2 separate regions of the Homo sapiens genome follow, and region 2 is linked to region 1. The links are chromatin contacts, found by Hi-C or POLR2A ChIA-PET in ENCODE. All regions are on one chromosome and are shown on one strand. The core of a region is the stretch at or near the end of the contact, and the rest is flanking DNA. Distances in the headings are between cores, read along the strand shown. Region 1 overlaps SREBF2 (sterol regulatory element binding transcription factor 2). Region 2 holds the start of NDUFA6 (NADH:ubiquinone oxidoreductase subunit A6).

Region 1 (4,811 bases), core at 1,548-4,047:
TTCAAGCGATCCTCCCATCTTAGCCTCCCGTGTAGCTGGACCAACAGGCATGTGCAGCATTAAAAAAAAAAAAAAAACTTACTATGTGTAATATAGCAAAGTTTTTTAAAAGTTAAAAACATAGCCTTGAACTAAAACATCATGAGCACATGTCAGAAATTTATTAACATTGTTAATGAAGATAACAGGATGACAAATGGATCAAAGGAGACTGCAAGAAACTGATATTTACATAGAAAAAAGAATGCAGGAATAAGATTGCAAATTTAAATACAAAACTAGGGCCAGATTCCGTGGTTCATGCCTGTAATCTCAGGACTTTGGGAGACTGAGGCGAGTGGATCACTTGAGGTCAGGAGCTGAAGACCAGCCTAGCCAACATGGTTAAATTAAACTTCGTCTACTAAAAATACAAAAATTAGCTGGGTGTGGTGGCGGGCACCTGTAGTCCCAGCTACTTGGGAGACTGAGGCGGGAGAATTGAAACTGGGAAGTGGAGGTTGCAGTGAGCCAAGATTGTGCCACTGCACTCCAGCCTGGGTGACAGAGCGAGACTCTGGCTCAAAAAAAACGCAAAACTAGTTAATGTCCTACAGTGCAATGAAAACAAAAGCTTAAAGGTTTTCTTTTCTACCAGACAGAAATGATTTTAACTTAACAATTTTCTGCAGGCTAACATCTAACTTTACAGAATGGGAGCCTTAATCGGTAGTAAATAGAAAGTCAAACAAGGTGATGGTTCCATAGAGCATCAGATAACTTTTAGGCAGGCAGCTTAGACAGTGCTGTAGTATAACTTTTTTTTTTTTTTTTTGAGTCAGGGGTCTTGCTCTGTTGTTCCAGGCTTGAGTACAGTGGTACAGTCGTGGCTCACTGCAGCCTTGAACTCTGGCCTCAAGTGATCCTCCCACCTCAGCCTCCCAAGTAGCTGGGACTACAGGCATGTGCCACGAGGCCTGACCAAGTTTTTTTATTTTTTAGAGAGATGGGGTCTCACTATTTTGTCCAGGCTGGAATGCAGTAGCATGATCATGCCTCACTGCAGCCTCAAACTCCTGGCCTTAAGTGATCCTCCTGCCTTAGCCTCCTGAGTAACTGGAATTTTAGTATAACTTTAAAGAGGCATATAACGTTTTTTTTTGGTCTTATTTCCAAGTTTTAGTTAATTTTTCTTTCCTGTTTTCTTGAGACATGGTCTTGGTCTGTCACCCAGGTTGGAGTACAGTGGCACAAACTCTGCTCACTGCAACCTTCACCTCCCAGGCTTAAGCAATCCTCCCACCTCAGCCTGCCGAGTAGCTGGGCCTACAGGTGCGTGCCACCATGCCCCCTGCTAAAGTTTGTATTTTTTGTAGAGATGGAGTCTCGCTATGTTGCCCAAGCTGGTCTCAAACTCCTGAACTTGAGCGATCTGGCCACCTCAGCCTCTCAAAGTGCTGGGATTACAGGCATGTGCCACCACACCTGGCCAATAATTTTCTTTAACAAAATAAATCACAATTGAGTTCAAGAACTAAAAGATGACTAGATCATCTGAGGTGGAAAAGAGTCCCTGGTAAAAGTAATTTTAAATAGTTTTGAAGTAGAATTGTGAAATTCAGAGTTTGGAGAAAGGAAGAGGGTGGTCACAAGTAGAAAAGAGAAGACATGGCACTTACATTCAAAGAAAGATTGCCCTACCCCACCCCTCAAAGGCATGTGCAGAAGAGGGAGTGAGTACTTTTCCAGGGTGGATGATGAACTAAAGTGGGTGGGAAGTGAAAACCTTTGGAACAGAAGGGAGCAGTTCATAGGAAGCTTGGAAGCTTGTGTTAAAGAATTTGATTTGATTAAGGGCCGGGCACGGTGGCTTATGCCTATAATCCCAGCACTTTGGGAGGCTGAGGCAGGTGGATCACCTAAGGTCAGGAGTTCAAGACCAGCCTGGCCAACACGAAGTCTCTACTAAAAATACAAAAATTAGCTGGGCGTGGTGGCAGGCGGCTGTAATCCCGGCTACATGGGAGGCTGAGACAGGAGAGTTGCTTGAACCTGGGAGACAGAAGTTGCAGTGAGCTGAGATCATGCCACTGCACTCCAGCCTGGGCAACAGAGCAAGACTCTGTCTCAAAAAAAAAAAAAAAAGAATTTGATTTGATTTAAAAGGCTGTTGGATGAACAAGATACTCAAAGAAGATGTTCGTCACTGGGTAGGAGGCTATGGTTGAAATTAAGGCAGAGTGTGGACGGGAGTGAAGAGGTAAATCCATGATGCTAAGGAAGGAGACTTGAGTGAACTTAAGGCAGGAGGAAAAAGAAAGAGCAATGGAAAGTGGAGCTGCAGATCCCTCTCCTGTTCAAACTATGAGAGCTGGCTCAGGTCCCCTGCTATAGTGGGCCAGAAAAGCCTGGACTTCCACTGCTTTTTCCTGCAGAGCTGAGTCCCTCCAGGGCTGCCATGAGAGGCGGGGAGAGAGAGCACTAGACAGAGAAGACCAGAAGACCATTTGAGAATTCCTTTGGGTTTCCTTCATGATTCCTTTTTCTTCTCATTCTGAATTGTTTTATTTTATTATGTAATATTCGGTATATGCAAAGGAATATATGACACCTTTGTGTGTATTACAAAACAAGCATTTGAGAATCCGCACCTCTCCACCCAATTTTTCTTTGTGGTTTCTTTGCCAGTAAAAGAGTTCACTCATCTGTTGCTTAAAATATAGGATGCTTGAGTCACCAGCTTGCCATCCTGTGTCATTCAACACCTCCTCCAGACTCTTCGCAGGAAGGTGACCCAGAAACCCCTTGAAGGACATGATACCGTCCCTGTGCTCTGATGTGCCCCCTGGTGTTTGAGTGGAGTGATTTTTAGATAGCGGTTTGCCTGTTAAAACCTTCCCTTTGTTCCCTATATTATTGCTTGCATTTTAGGGCTTCTCAGTTGAAGGATGTGGTTGAAAGAGCCCAGTTCCTCAGCTGCTCCTCTGGGTGACTAGAGTGTGGGTAACTGATGTTTTAGGTCCTGGAGAAAGCAGTGATGATCACAAATAGTAGAATGGAGAAATGGTTATCTCATATTGATCTTCAGGTTTGTTACTAGTCTACATTTGGTTTTTTAAATAATTATTAGAAAAAAACATTGTGGGTGGGGAGATAGGATCATTATGATGAAACAGTTCTGTACATTCAATCAGGATACTTGTTGGGAATTAGATTTTGCATTTACCTCCCTCACTGGTGTGGTCCATCTCATTTTCAGTGGCCTACACACATCACACACCATTATTATTTCCATGTTCTTGTACTTGTTGGGCAGCTCTAATATGAAAGATAAAATGAACGAAAAGTACAAATGAAGAAAGTTTAGGTGACTATTCCTCTGATCTTGAGGATGAGGGTTTTTCTTAAGCGTTACACAGAAGCCATGTAATTTCACTATACAATGTAAAAATGGTGTATAGTCAGTTCTGCTATAGTTCATCATGTGCATTTCTAAAAATCATGCCATGCGAAATCATGCAGTAAAAAACACGGAGTGGGCATGTTGGCTCATGCTTGTAATCAGGAGGCTAAGGTGGGAGGATCGCATGAGGCAGGGAGTTCAAGACCAGCCTGGGCAACAAAGCAAGACCCAGTCTCTCTTACAAATAAAAAATAAAAATTATCTGGACATGGTGGTGTGTGCCTGTACTCCCAGCTACCCAAGAGGCTGCAGTGGAGGATCCCTTAAGCCCAGGAGGTAGAGGCCACAGTGAGCTATGATCACATCACTGCACTCCAGCCTGGGTGACAGAGTAAGACCCTGTCTCTAAAACAGAAACCCAGAACTTACTGTGAAATGGAGGGTTAAGGATCACAACAATAAAAAATCTCATAGGTGACCAAAAAAAGGAAAAGATTTATTTTTTAAAAAAGATAGGGACCTGCCGGGCACAGTGGCTCACACCTGTAATCCCAGCACTTTGGAAGGCTGAGGCGGGTGGATCACGAGGTCAGGGGTTCGAGACCAGCCTGACCAACATGGTGAAACCCCGTCTCTACTGGGCGTGGTGGCGGGCGCCTGTAATCCCAGCTACTCAGGAGGCTGAGGCAGGAGAAGTGCTTGAACCCAGGAGGTGGAGGTTGCAGTGAGCCGAGATCCCGCCACTGCACTCCAGCCTGGGCGACAGAGCAAGACTCCGTCTCAAAAAAAAAAAAAAAAGTGGGGGGACCTAATAAAACAGTCACACAGTTTTATAGACCAGAAAAACTAAGAAATATATAAATACCACAATGAAAAGGCACTTTGGCTTGAAAAACACCTGAGGTTTGCTTGTGGGAAGTAAGTGTCATTAGGTTACAGCTTGGGAGTTATCAGGAAGTGGTGGAAGGAGGGCTGTCTGAAGTCCAATGGAAAGTTCTGACATCAATGTGATGAATGTGATTCATAACACATGCAGTGACCTGATGAAGCTGGTAGATGTTTAAGGTGCCTGTGTATGTGTGTGCACATTTTGTGCATTCCTGCATGGCTCATTTCAGCCGAATATGGTTTTCTGCACTTCCTAGTGTTTTTCTCATGCATAAGCAAATGCAAAATTTATATTATGCTCAGATTGTTTCTGGATGTATCTGATGCATTTGAACAAATTCACATTTTCAAAGTAAGAGTTAAAGCAAAAGTGTCAAAAAAAAAAAACCCACTATGAATAATGTGTACTAGCTAATACTAAGTGCCAGGCATGGTGCCATAGATTCCACATGAGTTATCTCATCAATCCGTGAGTTAGCTGTAATTGTTAGCCACAATGTACAGTTGAGAAAAACTGCAGCTGAAAGAGGTAAAACTTGCC
Region 2 (4,811 bases), core at 994-3,493, 230 kb after region 1:
GCCAACATGGTGAAACCCCGTTTCTACTAAAAATACAAAAGTTAGCCAGGTGTGGTGGCACGCAACTATAATCCCAGCTACTCGGGAGGCTGAGGCATGGGGAAATCACTTGAACCCGGGAGGTGGAGGTTGCAGTGAGCCAAGATCGCGCCATTGCCCTCCAGCCTGGGAGACAAGAGCGAGACTCTGTCTCAAAAAAAAAAAAAAAAAAAAAAGTGAGTTATCATTACTGTTTTTTTCATTAAATACTTAAAATTTTACTTTTGTTTTTTATTAATGCTCAGGCTGTTCTAAGTTCTCAACACTATTACTTATTCCCCTTCCTTGATTTGATTCCTCAGCTGGAGTCCTGATGATGGATACCATAAAACCCGTGTGGCACAGGTTTGAGTAACTGGCCAGCTACAGATCACTGATCTTCCCCATAGGGATGCATACTCCTTGACCCCTTCTTTTCTCTCCTCTTCCCTTGCTTTCTAGGCTCCTGTAGCCCTCTGCCTTCTTTTCCTCCTCTCAAGACCCTTCTGACTTTGGGACTTTCTTCCCAAAACAGAATTTGAGGGAAGGTCTTGGGAGGGGTCGGTTTAGAAAGAGCTGGATCCTCAGAGTCAGGATACCTGGGTTCTGTCTTCTACTTGGCCACTGATTTACCCTTCACAAGCCACCCTTTTTGAATGTGGTCCTCCTTCCCCCAGCACCTTCCTCCTGCAACCAGAGAGGGTTCTGGGTACTCCTAGAAGTATTCTGCCAGGCAAACATTATGTTTTCAAACTGCTGAATTTGAATGCACCACCCCGAAACACACACACACACACACACACACACACTGCTACAGTCACTCCCCACACACATCTTTTATCTGCCTGCCCCTGAAGGCATCTGAATTTGCAGTCCCTGAACCAGCAGATCACTCAAGTTTCTCCTTCTCTAGTATCGCGTGGGTTTAAGTTCTGGTCAGTAGCAATTTTTCCAAAAGTCAGCTTGAAGACAGGGACTCTGTGGAGCAGACACAGTTCTCATATGTCAAAGAACCGGGTTCTGCTTGGAAGCTGCTGCTAAGGAAAGCCCTATAAATAACAAAAATAACAACAAAAACAACGGCAGCAGCTAATATTTAATGAGTTAAATATGCATCAAGTCCTGTTCTAAGCACTCTAGATATTTTAACTTAATACAGTAACCTTCTGAAGAAGGAATTATTATTCCCATTTTAAAGATGAAGAAACTGAGGAATAGATGAAATAACTGGCCCAAGGTCACACAGCTAGTTGAGGGCAGCGCCTGAAGAAAAGTCCGTGCTCCTAACCACCACATTCTACCGCCTTTTCACACACACAAGCAGGGACTCGACAGCCCTGAGGAGTGGCACCGTGCTCCAGCTCACTCAAAAACACCTCTTTCTCGCACTTTGGGAGGCCGAGACGGGCGGATCACGAGGTCAGGAGATCGAGACCATTCTGGCTAACACGGTGAAATCCCGTCTCTACTAAAAATACAAAAAAAAATGGCCGGCGTGGTGGCGGGCGCCTGTAATCCCAGCTATTCGGGAGGCTGAGGCTGAGGCAGGAGAATGACGTGAATCCGGGAGGCGGAGCTTGCAGTGAGCCGAGATCGCACCACTGCACTCCAGCCTGAGCGACACAGCGAGACTCTGTCACAAACAAAAAAATCCAACGGGCATCTATAATTACACTCTGCAACTCTAGACTTTGGGTTCTGGGTACAACAGTGGCTCGGCCTGGGCCCTGGGCACATCACTTCACCTCTCGGTGCCTCCGCTGCCTCACCCACAAAGTGAGTGTGTCACTGACAGTCATCGTCCTCCCGCCAATTGCGAAGGACAAAAGAGACCAAAGCTCCGATAGCACGTACGAATGCTAGGCACGGCCGGTCTGACCACCGCGCCGCCGCCAGGTCCGGCCCATGGTAGGCTCGGGTGACCCTCTTCCCCTGAAGCACCCGCAGTCGCCTCTGCCCAAGTTGGTGACCTCAGCTGGGCCCATGAGAAACCCCGGCCGGGCCGGCTACGACCTTGAGCGGCGGCCTCCGGGTCCCCACGTAAGCCGCTACCTCTCACCAGTGTTCGGCACCTCCCGATACCAGGCGCGGTAGAGCTCGCGCACCCTCCGCTTGGCCTCGTTCATGTCCCGACTGAAAATGGGCTTCACGAAGGTGCTGGCGGTAGAAGTAGCTTGGCGGACGCCGCTCCCCGCCATCTTGCCAAAGCATCCACTCCACAACCCCACCCCTTTGCAAGCAGCGCGTGCGGACCGCGGGCGAATGTCTTTTCCCATTGGCTAAGGAGGAACGCCCCGCCTGTATGCTGGGTGGGCGGGAGGATGACTCTGAGGCTCTCGGATTGGCTGGGAAGCCTCTCTCTGGCTGAGCGAACGGTGGGTGCTGCGCATGCTCATCTACAGAAACGCCGCTTGGCCTTTGGACTACACCATCTGTCGCTCGCTCTAACGAGCCGGCGTTGCCGCCAGGGGACGCTCGGGCCGCAGGAGGTCGCTGGGTCGTGAGCTGGCGCCGGGGACGCCGAGCGACTGCGGGGTTTCCCTCAGCGTCCTGCTATCCGGCTGCCCGCCGCGCTCCTTGGTAGTGTCCGTGGGCGCGCAGGCCTTGAAGAACCTCCTCGTGGCGGGACCCCGAGGTAACTGCTGAGGCAGATAATGGCGCCTGGGCTGCGGTGGGGCTTGTCCTGCCGCCTGGCGGCTTTCTGCAGGGCCAGGATATACTTACTTTTCTGTAAACCAACTCTTCCTTAGCGCAGGAGAGGTGTCAAAGAGCTGGCGCGTCTCCAGAGCCCCGGGAGGAAGGCTGTAACGGCAGCCCCATCGTAGACAGGGACATTCGCATCCCGAGCCCTGGATCTCTGAAAACCAGCCCAGAATTTGGAAGCTGGAAGGAACTTTAGATCGTCCATTCTGAGTGTCTCTCTTCGCTGGCGTTTTCCCACTGAGGTTATGTAAACATGAAGAGGAGCCTACAAGTGTCAAGGAAAAAACGACAGCTAACCACAGGGCAGGCCATGGGCAAGATATCTCAGTGTTCTCCGCTCTCATAGGTCAGGTAGGTACCTCAGCATCCCCATTTTACAGGTGAGGAAACTGAGATGGCCCAGAGTCTAGGTCACCTGACAGATCGCCCCCACCTGCCTGACTGCTGCCTAAGAGGCTCCGTCTTTTTCTGAAGGTGTAGTTGACAGGAGCCTGTGAGTATTGGGGAAGGGCCAGGGGCCGGGGCTGAGCATCTACTCCAAACTTTCCCATTTCGAAGGGTTAAAAAACCAGATATACTTTTTTTCTTCCTTATTATCTTCTAAAATGTATATATATATTCAAGTGAGCTATACAAAAGAAAGCACGTAACATATATAAATTATAAAGCATAATAATAAAATGGAAGCTTTTGAACCTCAGTACTGACTTAAGAAGTTGTAACACAGTTAAGGTTTGTATAAAGTGTCCTTAGATGTCCTTAGTAGCCACTGTTCTCTAGTTCTCTAGGTACATTAACTTGGCTAGGCTTCACAACACACCAGTGAGATTGTGTTGATATACCCTTTTTTTTTTTTTTTTTTGAGACAGAGTGAGACTCACCTAGGCTGGACTGCAATGGTGCAATCTCGGCTCACTGCAACCTCCGCCTCTCATGTTCAAGCCATTCTCCTGCCTCAGCTTTCCGAATCGCTGGGATTACAGGTGCGCACCACCATGCATGGCTAATGCTTGTATTTTAGTAGAGACGGGGTTTTGCTATGTTGGCCAGGCTGGTCTCAAACTCCTGACTTCAGGTGATCCACCCACCTCAGCCTCCCAAAGTGCTGGGATTACAGGTGTGAGCCACTGCCCCCGGCTGATATACTCATTTTATAGATGAGAAAACTGAGGCACAAAGAGACTAAGTTACTTTACAGCATTGGGGTTGAAGCCCAGGCAGCTGGTGCCAGAGTCAGTTTTCTGACTCTCGCAGCACCTATACCATGATATCTACCTGTATGATTCTAACCTTGTGTATACCCCTGCCTCCTTCAGAAGTACCCACTATCATGATAAATTCATTGTGTTCAACATTCAAAAAAAAAATGGGGCGCAGTGGCTCACTCCTGTAATCCCAACACTTTGGGAGGCCAAGGCAGGTGTATCACCTGATGTCAGGAGTTCGAGACCAGCCTGGCCAACATGGTGAAACCCCCGTCTCTACTAAAAATACAAAAATTAGCCGGCATGGTGGTGGGCACCTGTAATCTCAGCTACTCGGGAGGCTGAGGCAGGAGGATCGCTTGAGCCCGCGAGGTGGAGGTTGCGGTGAGCCAAGATTGCGCCGCTGGACTCCAGTCTGGGCGACAGAGTGAGACCCTGTCTCAAAAGGAAAAGAAAAAAAAGACCTCTAAACAACCCACAAACTGGGAGAAAATTTTTGCAAATCACATGTTCCATAAGGGACTTGTATCTAGGATACATAAAATTCTTACAACTCAGTAATGAAAAGACAAATAGCCAAGTTTAGAAATGGGCAAGGGAGACAACACCAAATGCTGGTGAGGATGTGAAGCAACAGGAACTCTCCTTACTGGTAGGAACGCAAAATGGTACAGCAGCTTTGGAAGACAGTTTGGCTTTCTGACAAAACTAAACATACTCCCATCAGAAGATCCAGCCATTGCATTCCTTAGTGTTTACCCAAATGAGCTGAAAACTTATGTCCACACAGAAACCTGCACATGGATGTTTACAGCAGCTTTTGTTTTTGTTTTTGTTTTTGAGATGGAGTCTCGCTCTGTCACCCAGGGTGGAGTGCAGTGGCGC

Evidence for each region. A loop is a pair of places that touch in the nucleus more often than their neighbours do. ChIA-PET counts read pairs that join two places held with the same protein, here RNA polymerase II (POLR2A). Pooled maps may share reads with other maps.
Region 2: a pooled map shows a loop between it and region 1 (8-fold over the local background). The contact joins the promoter of NDUFA6 here to the enhancer-like site in region 1. A Hi-C loop is called at or near these places in 8 of 50 pooled maps. POLR2A ChIA-PET finds 5 or more read pairs at or near these places in 4 of 52 experiments (activated CD4-positive, alpha-beta T cell, activated CD4-positive, alpha-beta memory T cell, activated T-cell and 1 more).

Annotation. Positions count from the first base shown.
Region 1 is chr22:41,854,959-41,859,769 of GRCh38, forward strand. All of the region lies in intron 1 of SREBF2 (sterol regulatory element binding transcription factor 2), which reads left to right. Among named protein-coding and RNA genes, the nearest start is that of SREBF2-AS1, 23 kb to the left of the region's middle. Within about 2 kb of position 2,798, at least 9 of the 41 ENCODE cell types and tissues checked have a DNase peak (open chromatin) inside an H3K27ac peak, as active enhancers do.
Region 2 is chr22:42,088,529-42,093,339 of GRCh38, forward strand. It overlaps NDUFA6 (NADH:ubiquinone oxidoreductase subunit A6), which reads right to left and starts at 2,244. Exons shown (of 3, transcript NM_002490.6): 1 at 2,078-2,244. The coding sequence starts at 2,216. It overlaps NDUFA6-DT (NDUFA6 divergent transcript), which reads left to right and starts at 2,405. Exons shown (of 5, transcript NR_034118.2): 1 at 2,405-2,653; 2 at 2,769-3,072; 3 at 3,591-3,704.